Linked DNA regions of Homo sapiens: region 1 is linked to region 2. A link is a loop called in an ENCODE intact Hi-C map of the cell type or tissue named here. Cell type or tissue: heart left ventricle. All regions are shown on one strand. Each heading gives the region's core, and the rest is flanking DNA. Links, peaks and the distances in the headings are about the cores only. Region 1 has its middle 130 kb from the start of LINC02667. Region 2 holds the start of LOC105378560 (a long non-coding RNA gene).

The links. A loop is a pair of places that touch in the nucleus more often than their neighbours do. Peaks named below come from ENCODE experiments on the same cell type or tissue, not always from the same donor. Only the 100,000 strongest peaks of a DNase experiment are listed, where the experiment ranks them.
Region 1: it touches region 2 in a loop (2.2-fold over the local background); 2 of 110 quality-filtered maps call a loop at or near these places.

The regions. Positions count from the first base shown.
Region 1 is chr10:129,039,075-129,055,527 of GRCh38, forward strand. No RefSeq gene overlaps it. Among named protein-coding and RNA genes, the nearest start is that of LINC02667, 130 kb to the left of the region's middle. In heart left ventricle, for the core only: no CTCF peak of the experiment used is centred there; a DNase peak (open chromatin) is centred at 9,660; H3K4me3 peaks cover 1,358 bases; H3K27ac peaks cover 355 bases; H3K27me3 peaks cover 440 bases.
Region 2 is chr10:129,696,561-129,713,013 of GRCh38, forward strand. MGMT (O-6-methylguanine-DNA methyltransferase) reads left to right here. Exons shown (of 5, transcript NM_002412.5): 3 at 11,335-11,483. It overlaps LOC105378560 (a long non-coding RNA gene), which reads left to right and starts at 11,490. Exons shown (of 2, transcript XR_946467.3): 1 at 11,490-16,453. RefSeq lists an enhancer at 14,691-15,406. In heart left ventricle, for the core only: a CTCF peak has its summit at 10,336; no DNase peak of the experiment used is centred there.

The DNA.
Region 1 (16,453 bases), core at 4,767-12,766, 660 kb before region 2:
AAAGAGGAGGAGAAAAAGAAAATAACAGATCCGCCTATGAATTTAAAAATTACAATCAGAAAAAATGTAAGCCTGTGGGGCACTTTATAAAAAACATTTGTCATTTTATTATCTTAGATTGCGTACACTTTGTCAGAGGCTTTGTAAGATATGTGAAACAAAAAGGCAATTTGGGGGAAAAGAAGAAAAAAGGAAAAAGAAAAAAAAGCTTTGTTGAACTGAAAAAACAGTTTCCACACCTACTCAGGAAAAGCCACATCTTGAAGCATCTGAAACCCCCGACTGTGGCTGAAATATCCAACTGGTGGTGGGCTTGGGTGGTGGGAGAGTGGCTTGCCCCTTTCGGGTATGAATGGGAAAAGTCTGAATAGGAAGTCCTGCAGGAGTTTTTTATTGCCTATTTCCTTTCGGGAAGATGGCATTGTTTCTCTCTACAATGACTAGGGAAGGGGTGTAAGTAAGACGGGTTGACAGCATCCTTCAAAGCTCCTGCTGGCTGCAAGAGTGCATGGGTTGGTATTTTTTTCCTTGCAGAGCAGATCTTGGCTATTTATAAGTAAGATCACGCTGGTGCCTAAGTTTCCCTTCCCTAGAAAGGGTTCTTGGCATAATGTTTAGATTAAGAAAACGGTCTAAACACAATGCAAGAAGTATCTCCCCACCTGCAGCGCTCCGTGTTTAAAAGTCAAGCTCTTTTCCCTCCCATAGACAACAGCTCCAGAAATACCCCTCTGAGCAATCAGGACACTGAACAACCACCTGCCCAGCAAGCCAGGAAAGGGCAGCTTTGAACAGTTTCCTCTCCTTCTCCTTGACACATTCTTTGCCAAAAAAAAAAAAAAAAAAAAAAAAAAAAAAAACATTCTCCAATGTTAGTGGACTTGGACACAATGAATTTCATCTGAGGGGTTAAGAGAGGGCACGCATTTAGAGCGAGAATAAAACAAATGTTTAAAAAACCCATTATTGGTTGCATTTCAATCCCTGCTCTCCGTTCTTCCTCGGCGCCAAATGCCATCCGCATGCTTGGTGCAGATGTTGTCACAGCTGCCCGCTCACATTGCTGACAGGATGCAGTGTGGGCTCCACCACTCAGGATCCCAGGAGGGTGACCCAACGAGACATAAAGCAAGGACAACTGCAGCAGAGCCTCCAAACTGCTGCCAGGGGGAGTCTCTCTAAAATGCAAATCTGAGCACAGCACTCTCCTGCTGACAGCCCTGCCATGGCTCCCTATTGCTGCTCTCCAGGAAAACTTCCAAGATCCTTAACCTGACATAGAAGGGCCTGCTCAGTGTATCTCTGCTTGACTCTTAAGGCTTGCCTGTCTGTGCTCTCTTTCCTCCTCCCACCAACAATGGATACACTAGCTAGCCTTGCCATGCTGCTTATAGAGGCCTGAGCAAAACAAACTGCTCCAGGCCCACTGTTTCGAATGTTGCTCCCATCTTTTTGACCTGTCAAACTCCTCTTCATGCTTCAAAACCCTACCCAGCTTCTCCTCCTCTATGAAGCCTTCCATGATCCAACCATAGCCAGAGTTAATCCTTCTCTCCTTGTACAACATTTTCATCTAAACATAACTTCTTGCATGTTCTAGTTATTGCAGGTATCATACTATAGCCTACATGTGTGTCTACATGTATGCCCTTAGGGTCCCCCACTCCACTGGTAAGACAAAGCCTGAGTTTTATTTCACCTTTTATCTTCAGCACCTGACACAGTGTCTGGCACATATAATGTGGAGAAAAGAAAAGAAGGGAAAGAAAAAAGAGAGGAAGAAAAGACAGGGAAAAGAGAAAGGAAATGATAATCAACTGTGTCACTCCAGAGTAAAAGCACATCCAGGAAGCCAAGTCTGGAGCTACTGAATAATATTCTTGGTTGGATTTTTCTCCTTCCCCTGACCTGGAGTCTGTAGAAGATGAGAAGACTTTATATCCAAGAAACCAGTTTCATCTCAGGTACAAACACGCAAGTTCACTCTACTCCATGTAATGTGCATCCATTGAGCACCTATTACATTCAAGAACTAAAAATGTACCAACTTGTTCAGAAAAAGTTGTAAATAAAATAATAGGATTGAGCTTCTCAGTTCTATGAAAAAGCCACCGTCTCTTCTCTCATAATAGCACCTGTGAGGTTTTCTTGCTGCTGGAATGTAACATGACATCTGCATGTCACAAACACACAGAAGGATTGCATTTTTACCATGCCGTTATTTCCGTATTTTCTCCTATATATGTCCCCCCTCCATCTAACCATGTAACCTCAGATTTGCAGTGGACTACTGAAACAGTAAGTGTGTTATATAAATAACCAAACCATGGTGAAGGGGAATAGGACATGTTAAAATGTGTTTTTATTTAAAAACAAAAGATACAGTGATGTATGTAGCCATGTAAGGCTAGAGCATCACATTTGGCCAGTGTCATTACACCATAAAAAGGCTACCAAACTTTTGAAGCAGTAGGGATTTTCTGTATCTGGTCATTTTTCCTCTAGGGTGTGTGGTCATCAACATTTTTTAAAACACTTCCTAATTTGGAGTTGGCTTAGAAAAAGATCACAGTGTCTTAGAGATACTCCTAAATATGGGACATTTATATATGGGAGGCATACCTATATGGTTTTTAAAAAACCTCCATATAATCTCACCAGTAAGTGCCTAATCTCACACAAGTCACTCAACCTCTTTGTGCCTTTGATTAATCCTTGATTTTACTACCACAGAGCCGGATGGAAACTTAAAAAATTATTTATTTCTGTCCATCAAATGCATACTTATAAACCCCATAAGAACTTAGGATATTATAATTGAAATGCTAATAAACATAGTGGCAATAATCCAACCATAGAAACAGCGATAGGGAAAGAAAGGACAAAAGGCAGTGATTGACCACTGGCCCTTTCCTGAAACAGGAGCCCACCGTGGCTCTCGGAGTGGAACTGATGCTCCTGCAGCTCCCTCAAGACAGGTAAACAACGAGCTCCGGACCTGCCTCAAACCAATCAGGCAGTGGGTATTGGGGCCTCTGAGTCAAGGCCAATCAGGAGGCAGGTAGCATGCAGGGCACTGAATCGAAGGACCAATCAGTGCATAGGTAGCTCAGTGGGCCTGCCTTCAGGCCTGGGTACCGCATCCCCAGGCCCGCATGGCACACCCTCCTTCCTTTCCTCCATCCTTCCCTCCCTCCATCCACCCTTCCCTACTCCATCCACGGTACCCTCCCTCCATCCACCCTTCCCTCTCTCCTTCCTGGCTTCTGGATCTTGGACTCTGAAAGCCCATTTGGGAGAAGGAAGTCAAGCACTGGAGCACCTTAGGACCTTTCTTCCTTCAAAACACCTTCCACAGTTTTCGAAAGCAGGCTGTTTCTCTCTCCTGGGCATGGCTGGGCCTTTTCCGATCATGGGGATGGGAGAGCCACTCAACAATGGCGCTCAGAACCAAACCACGGCCGGGTCTCCTTCCTCAGGCAGCCGCCTTACCACTGAGTCAAAGACACCAGGAGGCCCCCCATTCAGCTGCTGGGGAAAATGGGAGGTAAAGGTATCGGTGCTGTTCTCGCGGAGTCTTTCTCAAGATTGACCTACTATAAAAAATGTTTATATTAAGGAACTCATTTCCACCCCAGTCCACACCCAGCAGACCTAGAAGGGCCGGTGACCTGAGCGAAAAGTATACGGCTGCCTCGCTAGAGATTCTTCAGTCCAAGAATAAAATTAGCTCTTTTGTTTCACTCACAACCCACAAGCGGAAAGAGCCAAAAAGCCCCCTTCCTCTCTCGCCCACCCCTTCCCTCCTCCCCTCCTTCTCTTCCACTCTCTCTCTCTCACACACGCGCACACACGCGCACGCACACGAACACACATGCACACACACGCGCGCACACCGCACACACAGAGGTGTGGTCTTGTTCTACTCCCACAGTTTATGTTCTCAGCAGCTCCAGCGTATCTCATGCCTGGAAATGTCTGAATCTCCTGCTGGCTCGGTGCTGTGACTTGGGGATTTTTTTTTTAAAGGTTCTTTTATTATAAGCCTAATGGGTCCTGCATTCAGGCTCATGATAAACAGGCAGCTTACTGGGTAAATAGCAAACAGCTTGCAAGCTTTCGGGGGCTTTACAACTCTGGTGAACTGTTCGCAGTGGCTCTAATTTTAACATGCTTGAGGTCAGCAAAAACAATAACAAGTGCACATAAAGCACGCTTAATTCCAAAGTCTTCCCTGTGAAAAAGTTGAGTGCATTAACTGTGAGCTCTTGGCAGCCAAACCTTGTTACATCTGTAACACATCATTTGGTTTATATTCAAATCAATGATTGGCACATAAAGCTCTAACAAATTTATTTATCTCCTAGCCCTCTTCTAAATAACGGCTTGCAAAGGCCATGGTTGTTATTTTCTTGACTTACAAACCCACAGCCCCGTCCAGACAGAGTCTGTTGTACTGTTTCTGTATACCACTCACTCCTAAAACTCCTGTTAGCTTCTTATTTTTCAGGAAACGACGTTTCCTTTAAAAAAAAAAAAAAAAAAAAGCTGATCATATGGTAAAAAACACTAAAGATTTTACTTTTAATAAGAACAGTGTGTCCTTAAAGCGGCATATTTAGCTAGCAGAATGTTAACTGCAAGGTAAGAGTGTTGTTTTATACCCTCAGTAACCAGACCAATTATCTGTAAAGTTTTTTCATATTTAATGCATCCCCAGTCTCCTTTCACCATCTGCCCTTCCCCCTCTAACGTTGTGGAATTTTTATGAGATAGGACAAAAATGGGCATTTCCCTTATTACCATCTCACTGTGGAAATCAAATATGCAAGGAAAGTAGTGTATATACTAATTAGTGCTGAATTCATAATTACTGTGCTCATTGATGGAGATACATTTGAATACATTCAACTCCTTAGGGAGAGGAGCCGGCTGTCCGGGAGAGTTTGAAAAAATGCCCTCAGCCTCTTTTCTTCTTGAAATTAGGGATCTGTGGCATACAGTAATGTTATAAGAAGAAGATCCAAAGTGCCCGCAATTTCTTTAAATATAATTAATCAAGTGAAGCATGTAACCTAATGAACGTATTTGATATAAGCTACTGTTCAAATATGAGCTTTATCTCTGCCTGTGTTGGAATTGCTAAAAGGAAGGGACACCGTCTCATACATTGCTGTTTAAAATGTTACACGGAGCTGGGCGTCAACTGTGTGCATGCTTGTCAAATTAAAAACTGACAGAAAGCCACAATTTTTAATTGCTATAAATTAATAACAATTAGAATTTACAGGCTAATGGGTTGGGCTTGAAGTCATGAAGGTCGGTGCTTATAGAAGGTTGATGAACATCAATTTTCCCTTTCACGCGTGGTTTCTTCTTTGCTCCTGTAACTTCACCATAAGTCTCAAATATCTTCTCCTCAGTGCTTTTTGTTTTAAGGACCAAATCCCATGAAAAGCTTAGCCTGGTATGGCTACTGAGAAGCGAGTCTTCTCAATCACGGTGGAATTAAACTGTTTTCAGGGGGCGGGGGAGGGGGGCATGGACAGTCAACCCCTTCGCATTCTCTCCTTCTCCCAGAAGCAGGTGGGGACCGGGGCTAGGCTCCTGCCTGCATTTATTGAAAAGGAGATCAATCCTCTCCAGCACTTGAGTGAACGGGGGCAAGCGCTGAGGCCCGCCGGAGCCCTGCTGAACTTTCAAATGAAATGCTGGCTGCCTCTATCAAAGCCCACCTTGGAACCAGTTTAGAGCTGCACCCAAGTTCAGAGCCAGGAGGCCAGTGGGCAGTCGGATATGTGGACCCCCTGCCCTGCTCAGAACCAGGGTCCAGGTGCTGGAATTACTGCCCAGCCTTTCGGAAAGGAGCCATATGACCTTGGGGATCAGCATCTCAGCCTTCACCAATTCCTTTCACCGACAGCAGAATTGGATTCAGGCCCCGGGTGGCCCTCCCTACCCACCCCACCCCTTACCCCTGGGCGCTAGCTGCATTGCCACAAAAAGGCACCCACACAGGCAGGCAGCAGCCCCACACGGCCGTCTCTGCTGTGACTTGGGGGGTCCAGCGTGCCTCTGGATGCCACCTCCACTGTGACTTGGGGTCCCTCCTCATGTGTGCGGTTGAGACAGGGCTACACAGACTGAGAGGGCCCCCGACTAGCTCTGCTCAATGCAAAATCAACCCTTACCAGCAAGCAGACCCTATGATGCCAGAGCCACTGTGGTTCCCATGCCCCCTGCTCCGGCTTCCCTGGACCAGACTTGTCTCCCTGCAGAAGCCGGAGAGAAAAGGCCTGATGGGTATCTTTAACCTCTATTTTCCACTCCCGTTCGGCCCTCATTCGACCCCAGGCCAACGAAGTAATTTGGAAGTGGAACTTCACCTAAGTGTTAATGATGGAGCTGGGGAAGTTGCTGTAATGAGGCACCGTGCCGGAGGAAGTACCAGTTGGGATTCCTATTGTAGCCATATGTGAGGCCAATGTTGCATGAATTAACATACGGTAGGTCAAGTTAACATATGTACAGTGAAAAATGACTAATGACTTATCACACCGATGTTATTTTTGAACCTTCCTCCTTGCATCCAACCTTTCAGGGAGGAACAAGTAAAAGCAGTTTATGCCTCAACTGTCCCGGTTCCCCGTGAAGAAGGAGAAAAGTGAAACCATATGCTTAGCAAAGAGAGGAAGGCAAGCCAGAGAGGCAGGCTGGAGGAGAACCAGCATGGGGCACGGCCGTCCTGCAGCAACCAGCCGGCGGGCAGGGGTGCCTAGCCACGCCGCCCCCACCGCCAGACAGCAGCGGGCCGGATGACAGATGCTCCTCTCCCCATCCCACAGGCGACATTTAGTGCCCTCCGTGCCACGAGATACCGGGATGGCTGCAGGGGCACCACAATTAGATCGGCAGGATGTGAAAAGAGTCAACTTTTTTGTTTAATGCCATCAATTTGCGATGGAGGAGACAGGTATTAGCTCGGGGACCTCCGCGGTCCCTGCTAGCTATTAGTTCCCTGCACAGCTGCACCAAACCCTGGATTATGAATCTGCCACGGCGGTCATTCATCAGTTTCACAGTCCACCCCGGCACATTCCAGCAACAACAGAAACAGAACATCTCATCACACTGACTTCAACAACCGCACGGCTAAAATCCCAGTTATCAGCAGAAATGAATTTCATCATGTGTGTGCGATGAGGTGATGAAACCGAGTATAAATTATACGGGTTCAAGCATGCTGATGGTCCGGGGTGCGCAGCGCCCGGCTCCCCGGGGCCGGGGTACTTCCTTTCTCTTGGCTGTCAAACAGGAAGCCTTTAAAAGTTGGCCAGAGAGTTATGGAATTACCTGTGGAAACATATTGTGAGGGTCAGGCCAAGGGCCGATTTGTCAGGCGGCCAGTGTCGGAATCCACACATCCACAAGCAGCATTTGTTTTCTTAACACTTTTTTTTTTTTTTCCCCCTTCCAGGATATGTAGCGGCAGAGGCCAAAGTCTATAAATTTCTGACTCTGCGCCCTACTCATTGTCCGAGTTTCCGCGTTTTTCATGAACGCTCTCGGCCGCCGGGAATTCTCTTTGATGGGATTTCAGGTTTCAGCAGCAAGTCCTGTTTACTTTTCTCGATTCTAGACCCAAAGGAAAATGATACTTTGCTAATTCCCTCCTCGGAAAGCCCTCGTCTCCTGGTTCTTGTTCCTTGGGATTAAAAGTTGTGACTTCAACTTTTTCTTCCTTGGCTCTAAGATGGGAAAACTGAGAAAACAGCGATGGTCAAAACTGCGCTGATGATCAAAGAAAGCAGACAGAAATGAACCCCGGCAGCGAGTCAGCAGCCCTCCTCCTGGATACTGATATACTTTTGGTGTCTAATGTCCTGGGATGCTTCTTGTCACAGAAATATTCGCATTGTGAAGTGCACACATTCAGCACCTTGGTGCTGCTAAATGCCAAAGCATCAATGATACTATCGAGAAATAGGAAGACAAAGGAAAGAAACACTGAGCCCAGAAAGCTTCCTTACCTGGATTCTCTGGTTTTTGCATTACTTGGGAAGCTAGTGCTAGACCGTTAGTCCACTGGAAAATGCCATATTTTTAAAAATGGTAATCTGAGTCATTTCCTGGGGATTCTTTAACAATGATGATTAACAGTAAAAAAATAAAATAAAATAATAAAAATCTCAGATGCCCATGCCTCCCACAATGGCTGCATATAACTTTCCCTCCCAGCCCTGCCTGGTCATTGCCGGATCTTTACGTCTGCTAATGTCCAGAAAGTGGCAGTTGGATGCAGAGTTTCAGTCCATTAAAATCAATGAAAAATAGATGAAGTAGAGCACGCCTAGTAGGGGGATCTGTTGGCCCCAGCCCCTGGAGTCCACATGCAGCTCTCCCTGATTTAACTTGGTTGGAGCCGGAGGGGCTTCCCTGTGAGTTGCATGGGTGCTGACCATAAGCACGTGATGTAGTGCTGATTTTTGGCTAACTAATAAGTAGTTTCTATAGTGATAATAACGTAGCATGTGCACCTATTGGGAATATATAAAATTAGAGAGAATTTCTGTTTGCTTTGGTCCTCTTTCTGGAGTAATTACAGTGACTGCCATTCATGCCTGTTCAGTTGCCCTGATTATTCCAGAGTCACCAGAATAACCCAGCTATTAAGGTTGAGTCTTGTGAAGGAGCATACGGCAAAGTGACAACTTGTCATGTTGGCGTTATCAATGCTGCAGAATTCTTGCATTTTGGATCCAACGTTCACAATATGTCTGAGTATTTAACTTGAGCTTGTAGGGGTGAGCAGCCCTTTAAGGCCTCAGAGGGAGCAGATTCTAAAGGGTTTTTTTTTTCCTTTATTTATGGCAAAATCATGCAATTCTCTATTTGGTATTCATTTAACCAGAACACATGCAGTTTGTTAAATCCCATCAAGAAAAACCCTGAGAGTCTTGAAGGGGATGAGCCAGGTGGGCTGGTGAGCACCATCATCTCCTTTCTCACACAAGGGAATTTTGGTTTCTTGGGTCAGCATCAAGCTTGGGCCATTAGATCAGCTCTAACGTCTTCTGGGAAGCGTCCTTTGAGGTGGCTGATGGAGAAAGTTCTAACTTTTGCAAAGAATGCAGACCAGGGACACACACACACACACACACACACACACACACACACACACACTGTAGATGAAGTTTAAGGATAAAACAAACACAATGACCCAAAACTCACTCTAACACTGGAGGTGCAGGAATTCCTCCTGTCCCTTATTTTTCCCAATTTGGAGCACAGGTGCTCTTTCCTGAGTTTTCAGAAACTGTAATACGTACATGCCGTGCAAAGCTTGGAAACATGTAAAACAAAATAGCCTAGAGAAAGTTATCATTGACAGCTGACAGACTGTGCAATTTTGCTGGCGAGAAATCACATAAGTAAGAAAAAACAAGTGCAGCATGATATTAATACCTGCCTAAATGGAAGTCATTGCACAAGTCAACACCTTAGTGAGCCCTGTTCGCCCCACTCCACATTCTGCTGCTCGGCGAGGTAGGCTTTCCTGATACGGCCTACGGTGCAAAATGCCTGATGACTCATGGAGCCGATCTGGAGGAGGAGGCAGACCCCTCGGCACCAGAGGCCGGAGCTGGCAGCCGCAGGGCATGGGAGCAGGCACTCAGGATGTCCTCCCATCACAAGAGAGGTGCCGCCGGGGCGGGCTGGCTGCTGCTTGGGGACACAGAACAGGGAGGGGGTAGAAGAGAGTCTGGGTGCCTCTCTAATTTTTCTAGTGCAGCCTAGAAGCTCTGCCCATCTAGTATCAATTGAAGGCCAGCAGGGGCAGGGACTCAAAAGAGCAGACAGCCGTGGTGTGCATGGCTCTGGAACCAAAGGAAGAAGGGGATGAAGAGTGAGCCACAACGAAATGAAGAGTCACCACCACATGAACCTTAAGGGAACACATGGGGAACACCCAGGTCAAATCATGGAACAAGGTGATATGTGGGTAACTCATTATTTTTAACTAAAAGGCTTTGTTTGGGGAGCAGTTTTAGGGTAACAGAACAATGAAGCAGAGGGGACAGAGGGTTACCATATGCCCTCTCAGCCTGCCCGTCCATGTACCCCCAGAGGTTCCCTGAAGATGAGGACCTTGCATTGGCTGGTATATTTGTTACAATTGATGAGCCAATGCTGATTCATTATTATTAACCAAGTCCACAGTTTACATTAGGGTTTGCTGCCTGTGCTGTATATTCTGTGGATTTTGACAAATCATAATGTCATGAATCCACCACCACAGTAACACATGCAGGAGAGTTTTCTGGCCCTAAAATTCCCCTTTGCTCTCTCTCCCTCCCATCCAGTTCCTGGCAAACACTGATGATGTCTGATTTTATAAAACACTGTCAGAGTGCTTAACATGTACCAAGGACATTCTGAGGCCATTATTTGCATGACTTTATCCACCTTCATAACAATCTGTAAGGAAGTTATTATTCTAATCTTCATTTTTAAATGAGGATCGAGGCACAGAGAGTGTGTGACTTGCCTGCGGTCACACAGCTGGTGAAGGGCTGCAATGAAACCCACCATCTGGCCCCAGTCCTTGCTCTTCCCACCGTGCTGTAGGGGCAGATGGGGGTCCAGCTGTGAGTTATGAATGAGCATGGGGCGGGGCAGTGGAGACATTATCCAACACGGTTCTGTGCTGCCAAAGACGAAGGGTGTCAGGTTAAAAAAAGATTACAAGGTAGACCAAAAATAACAATGCCCATTATCCGACAACCATTTCTCTTAGGACATAGACCTGATGCCAGAGAGTGTCAAAAAGAGCAAAGGACTGAGCACTTGCCATGCACTGCACCCTGCTCAAAGCCTCTGATCTTAATTATCTCATGTGACCCTCAAAACAACCCCAAGAAAGCAGCACCAGAATCATCCCAGCATCGTCCCACTTTACAGACGAGCACACTCCACACTAGAATGCTTCTGTGAGTTGCCGAATCTGAACACCTGGCGAATCCAGGGCTGGGATTTGAACCCAGAGGTGTCCCTCCTGGCCCATGCTCCAGCCCCTTTGCTCTGTCAGACATGGACTAAACTGAGCCGTGAGCCGTGAGCTGTGAGCCATTCCAGCTGGGGCTGTCATGATCTGTGCAGGTCACTCGACCTCTCTGGGCCACATTTGCAAAAGGTTTCTGTGGGTCATTCCAACCCTCAGATTGGAGTCCTCTTTCAATCCATGATGCTAAATTTCCATGTGCATAAAATACATGGATTATTGGTGCAGCTCTAGCCTGAACACTGAAAACCTTGGTTCTTCTTTGCAAAAAAGCATCAGGTGTGACCTGAGCCCAGGGAGTCAGCCCTCACCAGGGCTCCTGTGGGGTAGAGCCTGGCTGGCCACTGGCTTCCATGGGGTCCCACCAACGCCAATTGGCCATGAAGACAGGGCTAGGATGCAGGCAGAGCAGGGCCAGGACCTCCCCTGACTGGGGCCATCTCAGTGCCTGCCCTGGTGGGTCACAGGTCCCTCCACTGGCTGCTGTTACCGGGGAGGAGGCTGACACAGACCGGACCTCCTGGAGCAGTTCCACCAGGTAGGGACCGGCCACAGGAAGGGGTCAGGCCATTGCTCTTATAGAAATTGTTCAGGGAGAAGCACTAGACCTTAAACAGGGCGCTTCAAGTGATGGGGGCATTGCTGTGGCCTTAGGCCCAGCCATCTACATGTGAGGAGATGAATAGGTCTTGGCCTGTTGGGTGATGGGGAGCAGGAAGCTGGTGCTGCCTGGCTTCCCAGCTGGGTAAAGTCTCCATCACCCTGTCTGTAAAATGTCCAGGTTCTCCCAGAGAATGGTGGCTCCCTCTGTCCGAGCCAGTTGGCGAGCAGAGCCCCTACAGTAACTCCCAGGCCCACGTCCTCATCAGGACCTGGAGTCCAGGCTGCTGCCTACTTATTTCGGAGACTATGCAGCAGCCATGATTCTCAGCCTCAGGAATTAACCCTGTTTTCAAGGTTGTTCGCTGTCCATCCCCTCACCTGCTCCCTACCTGATCTGATCCTGTCTCCCCAGCCCATCCTCTCCAAAGCCTTTCAAGTTTGAAGTCAGCTGCACTGATGGGTCACACCTGAGTTCCAACTGCCCAGCCATCAGGAGATGGATCTGGCCTGGGTCCTTGCAGTTCCTTCCTTGTATGAGCATGACAGCCTCAGTGCAGAGGTCCCTGTGAGGAGGGTAGCTGCCCCCAGTACCCAGCCCTGTGAGGAGAGGTAGCTGGCCCCAACACCCAGAGAGCTGTCACTGTCACGTGGGGAGAGGTGGCAGCTCCAAGAGTTGAACTGGGACTGGCGAAGGGAGTGGAGGAAGCTCATGAGTAAGGTGGACTGCCCAGCCAGCAGGCATGGTCAGAATGGTGTTTCATGAGTTCTTTCTAACTGGATGGTGGTGGAGAAAGAAATGGGCTGCCCCAGCACTCAGAGGTTCCTGGTGGCTCCAAGAATGAGTCATAAACAGGTGGACCATACATCCTTTCATTCAAACACTCATTGAAAACACACTTTCCAAAGACATGGAATCAACCCCAATGTCCATCAGTGATAAATTGGATAAGAAAATATGGTACATATACATTGTGGAATACTGTGCAGCCATAAAAATGAACAAGATTATGTCCTTCGCAGGGACATGGATGGAGCTGGATGCCATTATCCTTAACAAACTAACACAGCAACAGAAAACCAAATACCACACATTCTCACTTATAAGTGGGAGCTAAATGATGAGAACACATGGACACATAGTGGGAAACAACACACACTGGGGCCTGTAGGAGGGCAGGGGGAGGAGGGAGAGCATCAGGAAGAATAGCTAATGGATGCTGGGCTGAATACCTGGGTGCTGGGATGATCTGTGCAGCTAGTCACCATGGCATATGTTTACCTATGTAACCAACCTGCACATCCTGCACATGTACTCCTGAACTTAAAATAATAGTTGGAAATAAAAATAAGAAAACATACTTCCCTCAGGCACTGACCTAGGCTCTAAGCACATGATGATTAATTTAGCAAGGTGAACGGACATGTGGGTGAGACAATGTGTGATTTGTGCAATAATACCAGATACATGGGCCTGAAAGTGAGGGCCTTTGTCCATCTGAGGTGGCCACTTCTCACTTGCTCTTGTTTGGGTACAGAATTGTCCAAATGTGTTCTACAAGCTGCTGGCCTCCCATAAGATGATGTAAAGAATATCAAAAGCTTTGGTGCTGAAGAGCATTCTCAATGCACTGCACTAACACAGCCGAAGTGCTCCTTTCTACAAGGCTAGTTGAGCGTTCATATGCTGATGTGATCAGGGGTCACCAAGATTAGCCCACAACACCATGAGATCATGAGACCCACTCTTTCAATGGACTTCTCTAAAGATCGGTCCACAGAGCACATTTAGGAAAACTCTGGATTTGATACTTCCTCAGGCTCCTTTCAGCTCACAGATTCCACACTCTATCTACAACTGGTAGGTCCATCCCTCAAACTGTATAACTCTACCCACCAAGTTCACCATCTTCACTCCCAGCTCCCCTGCAGAAAATCCTCCCCACTTCTACCAAAAAGCAGAGGCTCCCAGAGCTTCTAACCAGCACATTCTGTCCCGTGCATCCTGAGAAACTCCCAGCTGCTCTTTGGACATCAGGATCATGCTTATGTAAGTCCATTATAACCACCTCCTGGACAAAATGCTTATTCATTTGATGCCAAAGTGAAATGACACAGACCTCTTCATGCTTTGTTTTCTTATCTGTAACCTGGAGATCCTATTACAACCTACTTTGTAGAACTGCTGTGATGGCTAAATCAGGGCCGCCAGAAAAATACCGGGTGCCCAGTTCAAAATATGCTTTCAGATACACAGTGGATAGACTTTCAGTGTAAGTATATCCCAAATACTGCATGGGGCATACTTACACCAAATTTTTTTTTTTTTTTTTTTGAGATGAATTCTCACTCTGTTGCCCAGGCTGGAGTGCAGTGACGCAATCTAGGCTCACTGCAAGCTCCGCTTCCCAGGTTCAGGCCATTCTCCTGCCTCAGCCTCCCGAGTAGCTGGGACCACAGGCACCCGCCACCATGCCCAGCTAATTTTTTGTATTTTTTTAGTAGAGACGGGGTTTCACCGTGTTAGCCAGGATGGTCTCGATCTCCTGACCTCGTGATCCGCCTGCCTCAGCCTCCCAAAGTGTTGGGATTACAGGCATGAGCCACCGCACCCGGCCCAAAATTTTTTATGTATCTAACATTCAAATACAACTATGCATCCTGTGTTTTCATTTTCTAAACCCAGCAACCCTAATTAAATTATGTAAAGCACGTCACACAGTGCCTGACACACGAATAAACTCAGTGATTGGTGCTAATGATAGTTACATTTGCTTATCAGTCTCTGGTCTGGGCTCCAAGTTTCTTGAGAGAGAAAAAAACTCTTATTTCCATCTCTGAGTCCTTGGTGACCAGGTTAGCAGCTGGAGTGTGGTTAAAGCTATGCACTGTGTGTTGAATTAAATGGTAGGCTGGAATTCAGAGCTTCTTGGAAGGACAGCAGTGCACGAATATGATCCACTATCAATCGTGTCCCCCTTCCTTTTTCCCTGTTCTGCTATAGTGGAACCCATGGTGGCTAGTTTAATTGTTTATTATTCAGCAAATACTTGCAGTATTCCTACCACTTCCTGGACATTTCATCATATATAGGGAGAGAAGAGATGCCTCAGAGATAGGCCTTTCTCTCTGAGGGAAAACAAAAAGTCACCCAACCAGTACCCTGGTGCGGCGTGGAGTGACATTGTAATCCTGCCATATTGAGGAGTGAAAAGGACTTCGGTGGCTGTAGAAAGCTGCGTGCATGTCCTCAGCCAGGGGAACAGCTCATGCACTGACACAGAGGAGGGGAGGCGTGGGAAGGTACAGAAATGTGGAGGCTGGTGGGGGTGTTAGTGCTTCGTGGCTGCCGTCAGGAAAGAGGACAAGCCTGGTGGCTTAAAACAACCGAAATGTTGTCTCCCAGTTTTAGAGGCCAGAAGTCTAAAACCAAGTGTCAGCAGGGCCCCACTCCCTCCAAAGCCTCCTGGGGAGTATTTCTTTGTCTCTTCCAGCTTCCAGGGCTGCAGGTACTCCTGCGCTCACATCTGCATCCCTCCAGTCTCTGCCTACATCTTTCCACCACCTTCGGTTCTCTGTGTGTGTCTCTTTTAGGACATTGACCCTTGGATTTAGGGCCCAGCCAGATAATCCAAGATGATCTCATCTAAAGATCCTTAACTTAATCATATTTACAAAGACCCTTCTTCCAAATGCGGTGACTTTCCCAGGTTCCAGGGCTGGGATGTGGACGTATGTCTTAGGGCCACCCTGGGTGGAAACCCAGAATGATGGGGCTAAGGAGCTGCTGGAGAGGAGTCGGAAAAAGGGGTGTGGAGCCACATGTGAAAGGTTTTCTGTGTGAGGCTGAGTGCAGGCTTTATGCTATAGGCCCTGGGGAGCCATAGATGGTTTCATCCTGAGAGTGGCTTGCTTGGAATTGTATCCTGAGAGGTGCACTAGGGTACCACATTCGGGGGAAAGGGAGCCAGGAGAGACAGGCTAGGAGGGAAGGAGGGAAGATACAGCAGACAAAGGGCTCCAGGGAGAGGACCCCACCCACCGTCCCCTCCCGAGGGTGTCTAACTCCACGATTGCCCATCCACTTCCCATCAGCAAGGCCCCAGCACAGGACCATGGTCAGGCCTCTTTCTACAGAAAAGGGAGGCGCTGCCAGTCAAATCCTGGTTCCGTAGATAGTGTCTCTGCCTTATGAGGAAAAGGGACGCAGTGCTCAATGTGGAAGCCACAACAATTAAACCATTTTTAAAAGTAGCCCCCATGCCCCTCCCCTGTGCCACCCAGCAGGAACAGAACCCCAGGCCTCTGCCAGGAAGGAGATGAAAAGCAACTAGTTCCATCAGTTACAGAAAGAAAGGCCAATGAGGCAGCCACGAGCTCAAGTGACCTCAGCATCCCCTTCCCCTGCACTCACTGGTGACAAAGCTCTGTGAAACGTTCCAGGGAAACAGGCCACCTTCACACAGTGACACAAGGACCACTCCGCCTTGGCAGAATTAGACTCTGCCTGGGACGTTTTCCCAATCCTTCCCCCCAGACCCACATAGCAGCAGAATATCCTGCTCCCTCAGGAGCATCCCTGAAATCTCGCTGCCTGGAGGAAAATCCTGAGTCTCCTGGAACAGGCCAAGTCCCCACGCTGTGCACTTGTGCAGACCACGCCCCCGGTATCACGGTTTGCAATGAAACACCCAGGCAGCCCTGAGGCGGTTTGATCCCTGCTGACCCACTCTCCCGCCCTGCTCTGCAATCCCTGTGAGGTCATGGACTGTGTTTTGCTCACCACTGCAT
Region 2 (16,453 bases), core at 5,390-13,389:
GGAATGGTTTTCAGCACATTATTCATTGGAAAAATGAAATCTGAAATGTAGGTGTATTTTCAGTGCACGTGCTCCGGAGGAGCCTCAGCACCCTTGTGTCTTGTCTACCCATTCGCTCAGTGGGCAGGGATTGAGCACTGGGAATGTGCTGGGTCGGAGCCGAGGGCTGGAGGCAGAGTTGGGACCAGCCCCAGGATGGTGCCTGGCTGTTTGTCCCAGGGCTCACTGGAACAGCCCTCCTGGGCAGCCCTTGGTTGGACTTCTTTACGCAGCCCAGTCCACACCTCACCTGTGCATTCGTCAAGCCATTGAGTGCAGTGTTGTGGCCTGAATCACTCCAGGCCTTGCTTTGGAGGGTTGACAGTAGGGGACACGGCAGGCCGGGGGCATTCTGGGACCCAGGTCTCCTGCCTATGTGGAATACTGATGTGTGTTGTGTGGACAGGTCACTGATGTGTTTAAATGTAAATCTGACCTTCCTTTAAGAGCAATTGGGCAGCAGTCTGGGAGCTTGAGACTGTATGATGTGGACACCTAGTATCTCTTTCTGGAAGCTTCTAGTGTATAATAGAAAGTAGGTTGGTTACTCATTCCCATTGTCTTTGAATAATGGGGCAGTGGGCCTGGATTGTTGTCCTGTGGATTGGGGAAGAGATCATAGAGATCATAGAAGTAACCTTAGAGTAAAAGAAAGTAAATCAAAATGCTATTCTATGTAGAATATATGCCATCAAGGGCAGAGCATGTGGGCGTGTGGACTTGTCATGATGAGGAGTGACCACTGGCTTCCATTTCAAAGAGGAGAGCTGGAGTGCTTCTATTCCACGGAGATGCCCCAGACTAAGGTCTTTGGAGTCAGGCTTTCATTCCATTCCTGGGTCTGTCCCTTATGCGTTTGGTAAGTTGTTATTACATAACCTCCGGACCTCAGTTTCCTGTTTTAGAAATAGAGATAATGGTACCTCCCCCAAGGGTCTTTGGGAGGAATAAATAGAACAGCTTATAATGGAATGCCTGGCACATGTTAGGCACTCAGTAAATAGCAGCTGTGCAGTGTTGTGCGAGAGCTTACATCGAGCTGTTTTCCCAGAGTGCATTGATCCTCAACCGTGTTCATGTACCCCTGCCCAAGGTGCCATATTGTGTAATGGAGATGTGACGTCGAGGCGCCATGTTGCCTGGAACTTCTGGAGTCAGCCACCTTGCCTGTGGCTGACCTTGGCTGTGTTCCTGAGAGAGTGAGGATGTGAAATTGCATGACACAAAGTCGGTCATCTTGTGCCCGTCTCATCTACTCTCACTGGTGGTTCAGTTCTTCTCTGCCCCTAAATTCTTACATCCCAGAGCAGGTTCTTGGTTGAGACACAGGTGCTTGCCTCAGGTTTCCTTGGAAAACTCCAGTGGCACCAAGCGGTCAGTAGCCTGTAGCGGCCACTTGCACTGTTGTCCCCTTTTGTGGACGTGGACGTTGACTCTCCATGTCTGGTCTGTGCAGGAAAGAGTGAGTCCTCTCTTTCTCACTCCAGAGCCTGCAGGGGTACCCACCCTCAGCCGGGCAGGGCAAGCCAGGACAGAGGCTTTGAGGGCATCTGAGGAGGAAACTGCAAGGTGTGCAGTTTGGCCCAGCAGAGAGAGACCAGAATGCAGAGGGTACTCAGGGCAGGCGGTTGCTACTCTGGGCTGTGTGCGTCATAGCGTTTGCATGACAGACACCAGCGGTTGACCAGATGCCCCATTTGAAGCCCATGTCCAGGCATGCAGTGTTGATCTCTGTGTATAGATCGACGTGGCTTCTTCTCTAGGGCTGGGGAAGAGAACTGTTTAATAATGCACAGTTGCCTAGCCTCAAAGATCCTTTGAGAAATAGCTACTCTGTGCAAGTTTTCAACAATTTGTTTAGACTAATGGAATGACTCTTTAAAAGTTTATATCTTTACAGATATACAAGCACTTTATTTCTAAGCAACTAATTTAAGCTGGGAAAGAAGAACGTGCCCTCATGTGTGTGTAAAACGTTAGAAAGCAGCTCTGTTCACTGCCGTGGTGGTGGAAGGCATGTGCAACACAGACATAAGGCTATTTGAACTCTTTATTTGCCACATTTACAATATTAATAATAGCGTTTCTAGAAGTTGTCACATCAAGTAAAAGATCTTCATTCCAGGCTGTCTTTAGGGGCCAAATTGAGACTGGATGCATGCATTTAATAAATTGTAGTCTCACGTAGTCATTTTTGTAAATAATTAGTTTCAGTGAAAGAATAAGTTAGCATATTGTATGCATCTAATGTTGCAAATGTACATACAGCAAACTTTGCTATTAATCAACAGTCAGGCACCGCAAGTGGGGTCTCATACATAATGAATTGTGCTTAAGCCTCATGGGCTTCTTGATAGAAAAATAAAAGAAAACACAAGTGCAGTAAGCTTTTGAATAAAATTTAACTAGATTGCTCTGCATCCTGTAATTGTTTTGGAATCTTTAGGGACCTGATCATTCATCTATAGTTTTGGGGTGTTTTTATCTTCATCTGTCAAATAGTAGAGACTTTTAATGATATGTTAAAATGTTGATAAAATACAATTTTCCTTTTAATGATTTGAACATTTGGAGGGGGGAGGTAAATAGGCTTTTTAAGGCTTTCTGATCTGCCAAGTATACTATTTGGGTTGTCTTTTAAAAATATTTTCATTATTTCCTGTATTTTTAAGAATCAATTATTTTTAAAAAGAAAAATATATATAGTCCTTATGGGGAAGAGTTGAAAATTTACATAAAGTGTTCTCTGTATTTTTGGTGGGTGTTTTAAAATACTATGGTAAATACCTTTGCAGTTTTGTTTAGGATCTGACATTAATTTGAGCCCCAGATATTGAGGGCATAGCGTGCCGGTTAAAAATCGGTATCCAGTTTTAGCAAGATACCTACGACCACCCAGAAAGTAACTTGGAACCTAACTTAATTTTAAATGGCCTCTTTCTCCTCTTCACATTATTGACATTAGTACATGAACCCGTTGGTGGCCTATAATAGGATCATAAACATAGGATTCATTTTGGGATGGGGTTGAAGGCATAAAAGCAAGGAGTGAGATTTATGTCCACCTTTATTATGAACCACACAGTAAAAGTGCAGTAAAGATCTGCTGACTTGACAGCCAGAGCTCCTCACAGCCCTCCTGCAAGCACTCATGGAACCCGTCCTTCTCCAGGAAGACCTCCTGTTTACTTCTGCGCTAGGAATGGGCTGTGCTCATCACTTACTTCCCTGTCTTATATGATGTCCTTTTGTACAGAATGCATCTTTAAAATAGGCCCTACAACTAAACACATAACAGTCAATCAGTAGACTCACCTGTGATAAGTGGGAGGCCCTCTTGTACCAGAAAGTTTTAAAAAAAAAATACATTACTCATACCTGTCATTGTTTGTTACGTAAACTTAAGCATATTTTTGATGTTTTGTGCGTGTTTATTCACTTCTTCCTTTCATAGTTGAACACATCTTGTTCTTGAGGTTGCGTTGGAAATCAGTAGGGTGGCGCATGAATCACTGAGAACAGCCCACGGTGTGTGGTCAGTGCCATCGTCATCATCGTCATCAGCAACGGCAGCTCAAGACCAGCAAGGCCGCGGTTGTGTCTGTCATGAGCCCGTTGGCATGCCGTTTGTTTTTTATCTTTGCCACAGTTGCACTGTTGAGATCCATGTTTCCTATTACTAACATCAGCACTTTTAATTTTCCGTTTCTACTCAGTTTCCTAAAAGAACTATAGAATATTCAAATAATTGCATGCGCTTTGTCAAACGTACATGGTCATAGTGCCCAAACAGTTGCTGGCCACCACGCAGAGCCACGGAGCAGTCACTGCCATGTTCCTTCGCAGCCTCCTCGGGGCCTCCATGAAACATCGGGGCCAATGGAAGGCGGAAGTGCTGTTTCTGATGTTGACCTGTGTGTTTGACCCTCACCTTCCCTTCCTGCGCAGTCGGCTGTCAACTCCAGAGGAAGGGACAGCCCTGAGTCAGTATTCTCACCACTAACCGCATGCATTTCAGATCCTCAGTAAATGATTGAATGAAATTAAGCCACTGCATTTGTCTGAAATACAGAGTCAAAAGGTTTTATTCAGCCTCCTGTTTAAAATAAAATGATCTTTATTAAGAGCAGGTAGCATAGTTTATTTCTTTTCTTCAGTCTTACCCCTGAAAGAAAACATCTGAGCTTTAGCAGGAAGTTATAATTAAATGCAGGACAAATCCATCAAACACAAGACACTCTGCTAGAGATCTCTAAATGGGACATAATTGTGCATTTACCAGTGATATTTAGCAAGAGTCTCCATGCAGCGTGGATAATCTTTGGCTGAAGGCATGTTCCTTCCTACATGAGCCCCGGAGTCTGCTGCTCTGCCCTTCAGTCCCGAAGCCTCTCCTGGCCCTCCACACCAGGTTCTGGAAGCCAGAGGAGGTGGGGTGCTCACTAGCTGGGTTTGGAAAATGTTGCTCATCACCTGAGCATCTGAAGTGCTGTGTGTGGCGAGGCCACTAAAAGCTTTTCAGATCCCCACCAGTTTCCGTGCAACCTCCTTCACAGCCTCATGGAAGCCTTGCGTCCAAGCTCGGCACCTTGCCAGATTCCAGAGGAACTCAGAGGAGCACCTGTCTTTGGAACGAACTCTTTCCTTGGGTGACCCTCCAGGGTGGTCAGGTAGCATTCCCAGACCATAAGATGAAAACGTCGTCCATGGAGAGAGAGAGGAGGTGTTCGGGTCACAGGAGAGGCAGAGGGTACACAGCACTCCCCATCTGGAGTGTCCCACGGTCAGCCCGATGGTGCCTCAGATGTGAGTAACTTATGAAGGACTCTTGGCCGATTTTCTTAAATCAAACAGGATTCAAGCCAAGTACATCGTGTGTTAATGTCTCTGGGGAGTAGAATTCATTCAGAAATGGACATTTAGTGATTCTCTACTGCCAGTGGAATCTTAAGGCACCCAAAAATCTGAATACCCAAATCTCCCAGCTGGCTGGTCAAGTTTTAGAATGTTGAGCACTCTAAACTGGGAAGAGCCTGGTAGCCGTGGTACCAGGAACACTCACTCTTCCTGCTTGCTGCTTTCCTCATGCTGAGCTGGGCTGAGATCAAGACTCCTGGGGCACTTGCTTCCTCTACCCTTTGTCTGTGGCCAGGTGGGATTCCCACACAGTCAAAGGAAGCCCGTGTCCAACAGGGGCCATTTCCCTTAAATTTCTCTCATCACCCCCAGCTCTGCTGTGCCTCAGGTGGGCCGCTGCCACTCTTCCTTCACGTTCTTGATAATATCAGTGTCTTGAAAGGAAGCTTCTTGCAGGTAGGGAGGACGCTTTTCCCTGGAATAGCTGCTGTGCTCATATGAGTTTGTGCTGGAACATTCTAACCACCTTTCTGTGCCCTGGTTTGGGTTGAAGGGAAGGCGATTTAAATCAAAATAAATCTGCAAGGCAGTTCATCACTGGGACATTGTTTTTCCAAGCCGGGGAAGGCGAATGGGTTAGGGCAGCTTCCCACAGACGGCAACTCCGGGAGAATATCACCGGGGCCTTCCAGTCTGCCGCAGCCCCGGGAGCTTCTACCCAGGGCAGGTCAGTGTTGTCCGGTTTGATTTTAAGGAACCCCTGGCATTGCCAACAGTTGTGTTTTTCTTAAAGAAATCCTTGAGCCAGGTCCACATGGCTCTAGCTTTGCTGTGTTAAGGTGCCCGACGCCCTGTTGTCACATGTACACACGCCCAGCAAAGCTGGGCTGCTTCACCCACCAGCCACCATCCTCTCGTGCCAAGTCAAAGAAAGTGAAAGCCACCAGTGTCATGATATTTGCCTCGGGATTATTCTGTGGGTGACACGTGATGTCCTAGGAGAGGCCTAGGGGAGGTGCGACTCTGATGGGCTCTGAGTGTTTCCCCACCAATGCTGGGAGAGGGTCTTGTCTCCTGCTGGGTTCAAGGGATGGGATAGGAAGGGGCTGAGGTGCCAGGCAAAAGTCTTGTCTCCTGCAGGGTTTGAGGGATGGGACAGGAAGGGGCTGAGGTACCAGGTGAGGGTCTTGTCTCCTGCACTGGCTCCTGCTGGCATCATGAGCTGGCATCCGTGGCAGCCCCCGGAGCTGCAGGATTTGGGCTTCCGAGCAAAGGTGCTCCCCCGGCAAGGATGGGGCGGACCACAGGGCCGGCATTTCAGTGGTGGGTGAGTTGCAGGGCCCCTGGGGAAGACTGGGACGTGGCATTTCCATGAGCGTGGGCTACGGAGCCCGTAATTGTTAGTGTTTCAGGGTTTGCCAGTGGGGAAGCTTGAGGAACTCCCCCGTGATAAGCGCCGCCGTGAGAGAGGCCATCACCCCAGCTCTTCTTCCAGGGCCGAGCGCGGCAGGGAAGGAGGAGAGGGCAGGGCAGGAGAATAAATTTCATTTTACTGTAGAAATGGAAATTTGTGTCATGGCTTTAAAAATCTGGTTTTATGTGTGTGTTTAATGCCATTCATTTTAAATGTAGTATCATAAATCATTGCTTCAGAATCAAAGCTGTTTAATTACATTTCACCCATGAATAGTTATCTAATGCCAATAGAGAAAGAGTTAAAAAGGAGAACTACAGAGTAAATCAGAGGTTGAGATCTTCAGCACAAGCATAAAAAATCAATTTAAGATGAATTTTACTACTATAAAAATTCTTCAAATATCCCTTTAAGAGTGGGAACTGCTAGGAAAGCCAGCTCACATTTCAATTCCCTCAGCAGCATGAGAGAAGGACGCCCGCGTGGGCAGAGGCTTGGTGTGCACCCCGTTTTGCTCAGGGGTGATGAAGGAATCCTAACTCTGGAGTCTGAGCAGTTGCTGGGGGCACAGAACCTCCCAGCTCTCGTGGTAGAATGCCCCCTCTCCCACAGTGTACCCTCGCTTCCCTGAGAAACCCCATCTGCGGGGTGTGATGGCCAGCCAGACCCCGCTAGTCCTGAAGACTAACCCTGACCTTGAGGTGCATGCCTCGCCAACCAATCCCACATCCCAGTCTTACCCGGGGACCGTACAACTCACCCACCACTGAAACGGCAGCCCCTGTGCTCCACTCCATCCTCGCCGGGGGGGCACCTTTGCTTCGGAGCCCAAATCCTGCAGCCCCAGGTGCCACCACGGACGCCAGCTCATGACACCAGCAGAGGTAGTGCAGGAGACAAGACCCTCACCCAGCGCCTCAGCCCCTTCCTGTCCCATCCCTCGAACCCTGAAGGAGATGTCAGCTGAGCTCTTGCTGCAGGAGGTGCCAGGCCCAGGTGGCTTGATCAGGGGTTTTGTTTCCTCAGTTGAAGGTCGGGGCACATGGGCCCCATCACGCTTGCTCTTCCTGTCTGGGCAGTGGTGGTTGACAGCAGCCAGCTCTGCATCACTCAGGAGGGAGCCGGGGCTAACCCTCACTGCACAGGGCTTCCACCCCTCTGTTCGGCCGCCTTCCCCAGGGATCAGGACAGCAAAGTACATTACATATTTCTCCATCGTTCTTCTTAGATAGCATCAGTACACTGTTTATTCGGTTAGCAAAGAGCAGAGCAAGAATTGAATGACTGAAGGTGTGTCTCTGAAATTGAATAATATTTAAGCCAAGCAGAAGTTCTCCTTTCCGTGGCCAGACCTCACTAACGGGGAAGGAAATTGGGCAGTGAAAAGACAGCACTCCCATGCCCTAAGGAAACTCTGAGAGAGGCCACTTCGTTGCCTGCTCGGCAGGCCCATTCTCTGCCTGCAGAGTGAGCCCGGCTTCCCCCAGGGCCTCTTTGTGACGGGACCGACAAGGGTTTCCAGGCAGTGGCTTGGGCTGTGGAGACCTCAGCCTGTGTATTAAGGGTACTGGGCTGAATGAGGGCACTGTCTGCGTGAGTTCCCTTGGGCAGGGATCTGGGTAAGGCGGCAGTTTGGAGAAGACCGGGGCATGTTCTGTCTGGCCGCAGTGTCCACGGGGTCAGCGTAATTTAGCCGGCTCTGCTGGGCTTGGTTCACAGGTCCGACTGCTGGTCACAGTTATCCGTGGCTGTCGGTCATCCTAGTGAGCTTCCTTCTTTTTCCCTTCATTCTCTGGCTCCTTCCTTAAAACCGTCAGGATTTGTGTGCTTGGAAACCTCTGACCACCCTCCTGCTCCACCGTGAAAAACAGTGTATGGGGGCCCCTATGTGCATCTCACCCAAAAAGGTCCATTTTTAGAAAGACCCGAGGATCTCGGCAGAGACTTTTACACCCACAAAATGCTCCAGCCCAGAGACCCAGCCTCCAGCACAGGACAGCGTGTGAGACTGGCCCGAGGTCTTCCGTCGCCGCCCCTGCTGTCGGATGACATGCACATTTCTGCACCTGCAGGACCTCAAAGCGAAGTAACCCTGGACACACCCTTCACTGGGTCTCTTTCCCCCACATCTCCCCCAACAATGGAAGGCAAGCACCGCTCCACACGAAAATAACAACACGGGTGCAGTTCTGTGCCTCTCCTTAGCTTCTCCCTGCCGCCCCGTGGGCTTGGTCATGGTGTCACCACGCACTGTAGATGTCGCAGACGCAGGCCCATGGCCGTGTGTGCCCCTGGGCATGTCTGCTGTCTTCTGGGGAAATGGAAACGCCACCATAGGCATTTACTCAGGCAGAAGCTCCAGAACTTTAGATCCCAGCTTTGCCGTTTTTAATTGTCTCTTGTTAAAATGTGAGTATCCCAGATGGAATGCAAAAGAGGTTCGTGCTGCTGAGGCCCTGGTTTCTTTTCTGAATGGATGTGCCAGGGTATTTCCGCCCACAGTACACTTTAAGCCAAAGTAATTTGTATCATCTTTAACACAAACCCAAAACACGAAAGGCTGTGTTTGTTTAACTAGACGTGTAAGCTATAGTTATCTTTATTTCCGCTTTAACTGCATAAGAGAGGAAACCTTTTTAACTATAAGGAAGGTGTTCGGCTTCCTTTTATCTCTTGCCTCATTATGTACTTTTGACTTTATTCAGATTTGTACAAGCTTGGTTTTTACCTCACAGGAAAAGCGAGAACTAATCGCTCCAGAGATCATCTGAGCTCTTTGTGTGAAGGTGTTTTAAGAAGTTGTGACTACATCTTCTTTTCTAAAACAGCCTCCAATTCTGTGATACAAAGTGAAATGCCAGTTGTTTGCAGCTCCGGGGCTGTGGTCCTCCTGGACACCAGCGGTAGCAACAGGCCCCATCCACACAGGGCTGGGGAGACAGGTCCCCTTCTGCACGGGGCCCAGGAGACAGGCCCTCATTCATACAAGGCCAGGGAGACCAGCAGAATCAGCACGGGGCCAGGGCAACAGCCCCATCCACACAGGGCCGGGCAGACAGGCTGAATCCGCACAGAGCTGGGGTTGGAGCTGAGAGTCATCCCTGACCCCAGCTTCATGGTCCTCCAGCTCTTCCCTGCACCATTGCCATGTTCTTACTGCTGCAGCCCTGCGTCAGGGCAGCTGCGGTGCCTTCTGCCTCTTGCCAGGGGCCCCCAGCCCCCACCAGTCACACTGTGGGCCGCACTCATAGGACAAAGTGCCCTTCCCGCCCTGACACGCACAGTCCTTGCCCACCTTTCTGTGAGTCTCAGTCCCCGAGGCCTCCACTCTGCGTCTACGTTCACACTGTCTGTCCTACGTCCGGGATGGCTCTGTTGCCTCCTCTCCATGGACTGGCCGTGCATACCTTGTGTGGACAGAGTTGGGACGGTGCTCCCGGCTGCATCGGCCGCCTGTGCTGGGCCACATGTCCAGGCAAGTGAAGCCTTCACTGGGACCCTCCCAGAGCAGCATGGGTGTGTCGAGGAGAAACATTCTGTAGATCTCAGCGCACGCCCCCCAAGGCAGCCCAGGAAGGAAGGGTGAAGGGCCCGCGGGAGCTGTGCGTCCACAGCATCCACAGTGCAGTGACGTTTCCCACCTTTTCACAGAAGCCTGAGGAGCAGCACTGTCTGCAGAAGGAAACTAGAAAACTTCCGTGCTCCAAGCCTGGGAAGTCCCGGGGAAGCATGCCGTTTGTCTGGGGCCTCGAGAGGCAGGGAAGGAAGGAAGGGAGTCACCTGAAGAAATCGGACCCAGGGCCAGGGCTTCCCACGGGGGTCCACAGCACTTGAAATCACAACGGGATGTGTCATGCACTCCACAGCCCCAGGTGGCAGCGGGAGACCTCCCCTTCAGGGCCATGTCCTCAGTCCGTGGAACACAGCCCCAGAAAATCCACCCCTGCTGGAGATGGGGAATCCTTTCCATGAGGGCCCACCAGGTCGAAGCCACAGATGAATGAACACCCCAAACAGAAGCAGCCACAAAACAGTCTGAAGCGACTCCCAGAGGTACAGGTTCAAACTGCAGGAAATCAAAGGGAGGAGAGTGTCCAGAAAGAACCAAGAGGGCCGCGCAGTAGCTCACACCTTTAATCCCAGCAGTTTGGGGGGCCCACGCGGGCGGATCACCTGAGGTCAGGAGTTCGAGACCAGCCTGGCCAACGTGATGAAGCCAACATGGAGAAACCCCATCTCTACTAAAGATACAAAAAGTTAGCTGGCCGTGGTGGCAGTCGCCTGTAATCCCAGCTACTAGGGAAGATGAGGCAGAAGAATCACTTGAACCCGGGATATGGAGGTTGCAGTGAGCCAAGATCGAGCCATTGTACTCCAGCCACGGCAACAAGAGCAAAACTCCGTCTCAAAACAAACAAACAAACACCAGGAAGGTTTGAGAAAGAACCAAGTAGACACAGGCACACGAGGCACAGGGCTGCCCCCGAGAGGACAGACTCACCGATGAAGGAAACACAGAGTAGGCCCTCTGGAGCGTGGGAATCAGGGGACTGCAGGTAAACCCTGAGGAATCCCCTGAACACAGCACACGGCCATGGAGGAGGCAGAACGCGTGGATGTGGCCTTGCGTTGTTGGACTCGGGGTGGGGTGGGCCGTGTGGTGCAGTCTAATGACTGTGTCGATATTTCTGGGAACTGTTTTCAATAGTGAGTGCTTGATGATTTAGGTGCAGCCGTGCCATCTGTAAGTCTTACAAAGGGACACTGTCACTTGGGTTGCCTTGCGCTGTGATGCAGACTCTCAGAACACACGTCCTGGGAGGCCTGAAGGTGGAGAGTGGTTGCGGGGCCTCGGTGCGTCCTTGCCTCACCAGTCCCCCTTTCTGCTGCACAGCTAGTTGAGACGTGTGTGCCCATGAAGCAGCCACAGGTGTTTGCCCGTTTAGATGCAGTAGGTGTTTGCTTTTCCGATGTGTGGAGGCAGGGCCCAGAGGTTTACTAAGCCCCTGTTCTCACTTTTGCAGTGCCGTGGAGGTCCCAGCCCCCGCTGCGGTTCTCGGAGGTCCGGAGCCCCTGATGCAGTGCACAGCCTGGCTGAATGCCTATTTCCACCAGCCCGAGGCTATCGAAGAGTTCCCCGTGCCGGCTCTTCACCATCCCGTTTTCCAGCAAGGTCGGTAACTAAGCCATCTGCGGTGTTTCCTTTGGGGAGCTTGACTTATTAACGATCGCTGACATCACAGTTCATTTTATTGAGTATACCAACTTGGTATTTTTACATCAGCTAAACAGAGGCAGCGTTTGGCCGAGCTGGAGGGACGGGGGTTCGCCGCCTCCACCCACTCCAACACTTGTGTTAGTTTTGGCACAGGGTTGCATAATTCTTGGCAAAGGCAATAAAAATGAAGCATGCAGATCGACTCTTGACTCTCGCTGGCTGAAAGGTTTAAATAGGAACACATCTGAATGGCAGTAAATTTTTCAATAAGCTTATTGTGAACTTCAACTATCTGCTTGCCAACAGCACAGAAAACGAGACTTGTGCGTGGACATTTAGCTATTTCCATACACTCTGTTGGTGACACTTACATCATAGCAGGTAGCAGCATTGGAGCTTCTCAAATAATTTTACATTTAATTTCTCAAACGTACCAGAGTTAGACATATTCTTTCTTAAGAGATGACTTGAGAACTTACCTGTATGTAGCCTGCTTAAGGCTTGTGATAATCTAAAACATTTCCCAGACATTTCTTTTAAAGCTTGTGTTTGGCTCTGCTCAATACAGAAATTAATTACAGCAACTAAAATCATTCCAGACACATGCCAGAAATTTATTTTGCATAGTGAGTTTTTCATAATCATTTTTGTGTATAAATGAACATATATTCATATATGATGTATATATGGAGTTGTACACTTATATATCCTTAAAGGGAAAAATTACCTTGAGATTTTAGATGTGGTGAATTTAAAGCAATTTTGAATTTCAGATCAGATTTGCTGGGTAAGCTTAACAGTATTCTAATTGCTGCGGTGCTTCTCAGCACAAAACAAACTTGAAAATGGAGAGAACTTTTCAAGGGAAGCAGGTAAAGAAACCCCTGAAGGTTGGGCTAATACCTGAGTTCACTAACCAAGTCAGACAGGCGAACATATGAAGTCATGAGCACGTTTTGTGCATAATGAACTGAAGCTGTGCAGCTATAATGAACCAGGCACCTTGCTGTCCTCTGAATCATACAGAACTGTCTCCAGAAGGGTTCAGTGGGGATCTCTAGGATGGGCAGATAGGAAGCTAGAGTGGGTGGGCCTTTACATGGAACCACAAACGTCCAAGAAACCTCTCATCATCTCTGCCCACCAATGGGCTGCTGCCAGGACAAAGGCACTACCAAAGCCTCCTGGGCTGCCGCCAGCTGGGGGCCACCTCTCCCCAGCGCCACAAGCCAGTGAGCCAATTAGACGGTGTGGGGGACCTTGCTCACTGTGCACCTGATGGGCCGGGCACAGGGCAGGATGTTGCTGAATGGCCCAAGGAAGTCAGAGATTGGTTTTGTTTATTAAAGTTGGGGCTTGGGGATCTTAGAGTGGTGAACTCTTCTCTATACGATCTCTTTTTGGGGGTTCGCCTGCCAGGAGGAGCAAGGCTGAAGAGCTGTCCAGAGGCTTTTCTTCTCCTTAAGCCTGTGAAATATGTGAGCTGAAATGTAAGGTCTCAGGACAGAAAAGTTCTCTTACAAAACCAGGGCAGGAGGTATCTGCATAATCATATGGAGGCTGGGAGAATGAGCCTGCAAACCCCTGAAGTTTACCTAAGGTTTGTTGGGCAACTTCATGAAAAACATAGGGGCAAAAGTTCCATGAAAATCGTTAGTTTTCTCCAAGTCATATGGTGGCCCTGGCCATGGAGCTAGACCCTGCTGGCCTGGTCTCACCAGGGTCCAGAGAGTGGTGTGCTCTCAGGCAGGCCAGGAAGAACCGGAGGAGGAGGCCTCCGCAGCTGCTGACAGGAGCTCCAGGGCAGGAGTGGCCAGCAAGGAAGGTGGCACCGGAAATAATCAGACACTCTCCAAACCACCCCTGCAAGCACTGAACCCCCGCTGAGCCTTTTCCCCCTCACTTCTGCCCATGGCAGTGTTTGCTGCTCCTAGAGCCGAGGACAGGCGGGCCCCTGGGGCTTCTCAGTCAAGTCCCTAGTGCTTAAGCAGAGTTGGGATTGGCCACACCTACCCCTGCCTCCCTGGCTTTCAGCCCACGCCAGGCCAGGCTGCTTCCTGGGCTGGCAGGTCATGATAGGTCTTGGTGACCAGGAAGACCTCAGAGTAGCCGCCAGGATACTGGTAAAGGCTGTCTGGCTCCCCCGTGGCCCTGCCCCTCTTGGAAAGCCCTACAGTGCGGGTGGATACCTCTAGCTGGGACGAGGTCCACTCCAGCCAAGTTTTGGGATGGTAGTGCGACAGCCGCTCACATCCTTCTCTCTTGGTGTTCTAGAACTCTGAGGCTGGCTGCAGACCCAGGGTGCTGAGCTCAGGGCCTTCTCTCGAGGGTAGGGGCTGGAGTCCCCTGGGCCAGGCCTGCCTGCGGATGGTTAGTGGTTGCTGTGGGGGCTGGGATTCCCCACCACAGCATGTGTAAGCCAGGTTTTTAACATTTAGCTCAATCGTTTACTCCTGGGCAGGGGCCAGGTGTATGGATTTTACTGTTTGAAGAAGGGGAGGTGGATGGTGGATGGTTGCTAACAGGGAGTTAATTGGTTCTCCCAGATGTGGATACGCCCCTCTCTGTCTGGCATGAGTTTGGTTTGCTCTCTGTCCAGGTTGTTATCTTGTAACATCAGTGAAATCAACAGTGAGGGGGCAGGTCTTCTAGAGGAAAAGTCTTTTGACATCTCAGAGCCGCCTGGAAGCTGTGGAGTAACAGAAATCAACCTGCTTTGCAGACTGAGAGGAGCGGGTCCATTGTAACATGGAATGAACATTTCCTTGACCAATTCCTTTTTCTGCACATTTTAATTTCTGTATATGTTTAACATACTTTTGCATATCATTTTTCACCATAGTCTCACTTCTGAGATTGAGACCAGGTTTATCTATTTCAACCTGGTTTGTCTATGTCAACATTTTTAAAAATGTGATTGTATTTGAGCTCATCCTTGAGTTCCAGCACATTGACCATTTCTTTCTGAAGGCCTGGCTGGTAAAACTTCTGACTGCGCAGTACCAAGCCCTCATCCCTTCCTCAGGCCTGTCCTGCTGCTGAAAGACCCTCTCTCCTGCACACGGCCTCTTCGCGGTACCACCTCACCTTCCAGGATTCCTCTCTGGAACGAACATGCTGTTTGTGATTTGCTTTTTAAGGCTAACCACAAAAATATGCATTACGTTGAACCATATGAAATTGCTATTTTTTAGGTTAAAACTTATCAAATACCAGAAATTTCAGATGGTTCAACTTCTTATCTTGGGGAATTTCCAAAGACAGGTTAGTAGCTAGGTAGCTGTTGAAGTATTTCTGCCAAGGGACAGTGAAGCTGCCTTTCCCGACCGGGTGTCCGGAGGTCCCCGGGGCTGCCTCATTGTGAGGTTGGGACAGGTGGGATTTCCCAGTGGGAGGGCGCTGAGGCTCTGGAAGGAAGCCTCATTGTTCTGCTGAAGGGATTAAGAGGAAAGCTGAGCTGTCCAGTGAAGCATATTCTAATTTCTCGTTCAAGTGTTGTTTTAGTCAGGTCATTTCCTAAAATAAAATTAGTCAAAGTTTTCTTGGTTTGGGGTTTTTTGGCTTTTTTGGTTTGCTATTCTGGTTTTTTTAAAGTGTCAACAAAATCCATTTTCTAGCTACTGTGTGACCGAGGGCTAGCATCTTGTCGTACAACGTAGCTTTTTAAGGAGGTAATTTTTTCCCATAAGCCTCTCGCAAGGGTCAGCTTTGTATTTATTTCTAATTCATTTTTCCTCAAGAAATACTTATTTAATGAAGCCATTATTTTTGAAATACATTTTTACTTTTTTCTTTTATAATGAAATATCATTTAAACTTTGAACACTCCCTGATTTCTTAGTGTTTATTTATGAAAATGTTTAGCTTCTTTATATAATGTGCCTTCTGGAGAAGCTGTAGGGGTCAGCAGCCAATGCAGCTACAAGAAATCCTTTCTACCTTAGTTTGCCAAAAGCAGCTTTTTACAATGAGTTCAAGAAAAGCAGACCTACGGAAAGCGAGGATGGACTTTCAGATACAGAACCCATCTGGGCACGTCCTCAGGTCCCTGAGCCCTCCCACCCATGGAAACCCTGCCAGCAGGTATGGCTGACCCCAGGCTGCTGAGGGAGGTCCTGCCAAGGCAGGACCAGGCCTTGGGGCTGCCCACGCGAGACTGTGGGGAGCCTAGCTGGGACCCCAGCCTTCTCACAGTTGAAGGTGTTCAACGGACGAGTTCTGAGTTTTCTTTGTAAAGTGACTGCAATGTTCCCTTTTAAATGAAATATTTAACACTTTAATAATTCCTTCGTCACAGCTATTGGCTTACAGCTATGAAATCCAGTTGCATGACAGCAGTAAAATCTCCCTTTTTTAACACCTGCTGGTAGAAGTAAGTTTTTGTAACTTCTATTATAGAGCCTCAGAAAGGATTCATATTTTTGTATTTTTGTGTCTCCATCGAATTCCTCATTTCAAAAGCGCCTCTAACAAAAGCCCTGCCCCAGAGTTAAGGGAAAGGGCCTTCAGGGTGAATTCGTTAAGGTTCCCACCGTGTCCTGGAAGATGGGCCCTCTTTGCTGGTGCTTCTAGTGAGGACTGCTTGGGTCCTGGAAGGGGCATGTCCCGGGAGAGGATGACGAGGGAGGAGAGGAGAAGAGAGTGGCGTCATTACTTGGGTCCTCACCGGAGCCAGCCCTTTAAGATTAGAAATCCTTCTTGAAGAGCCAAGCAAAGGCTCATCCAGCCCCCTACAACCCCATCCTGCTGCCTACTCACATCCAGGAAAGAGCCCACCCCTGATGGGTGCCCAAGTAGATGGCCTCCCCTGGAAAGAGGCATATTAGCCCTCCTCACCCGAGGGTCCTAGGGCCCGTTTGGGTGTTCTTAAAATGTGCCTTATAAGTCGTGATCCAGCCTGAGTTTTTCTACAGAGACACTGCAGC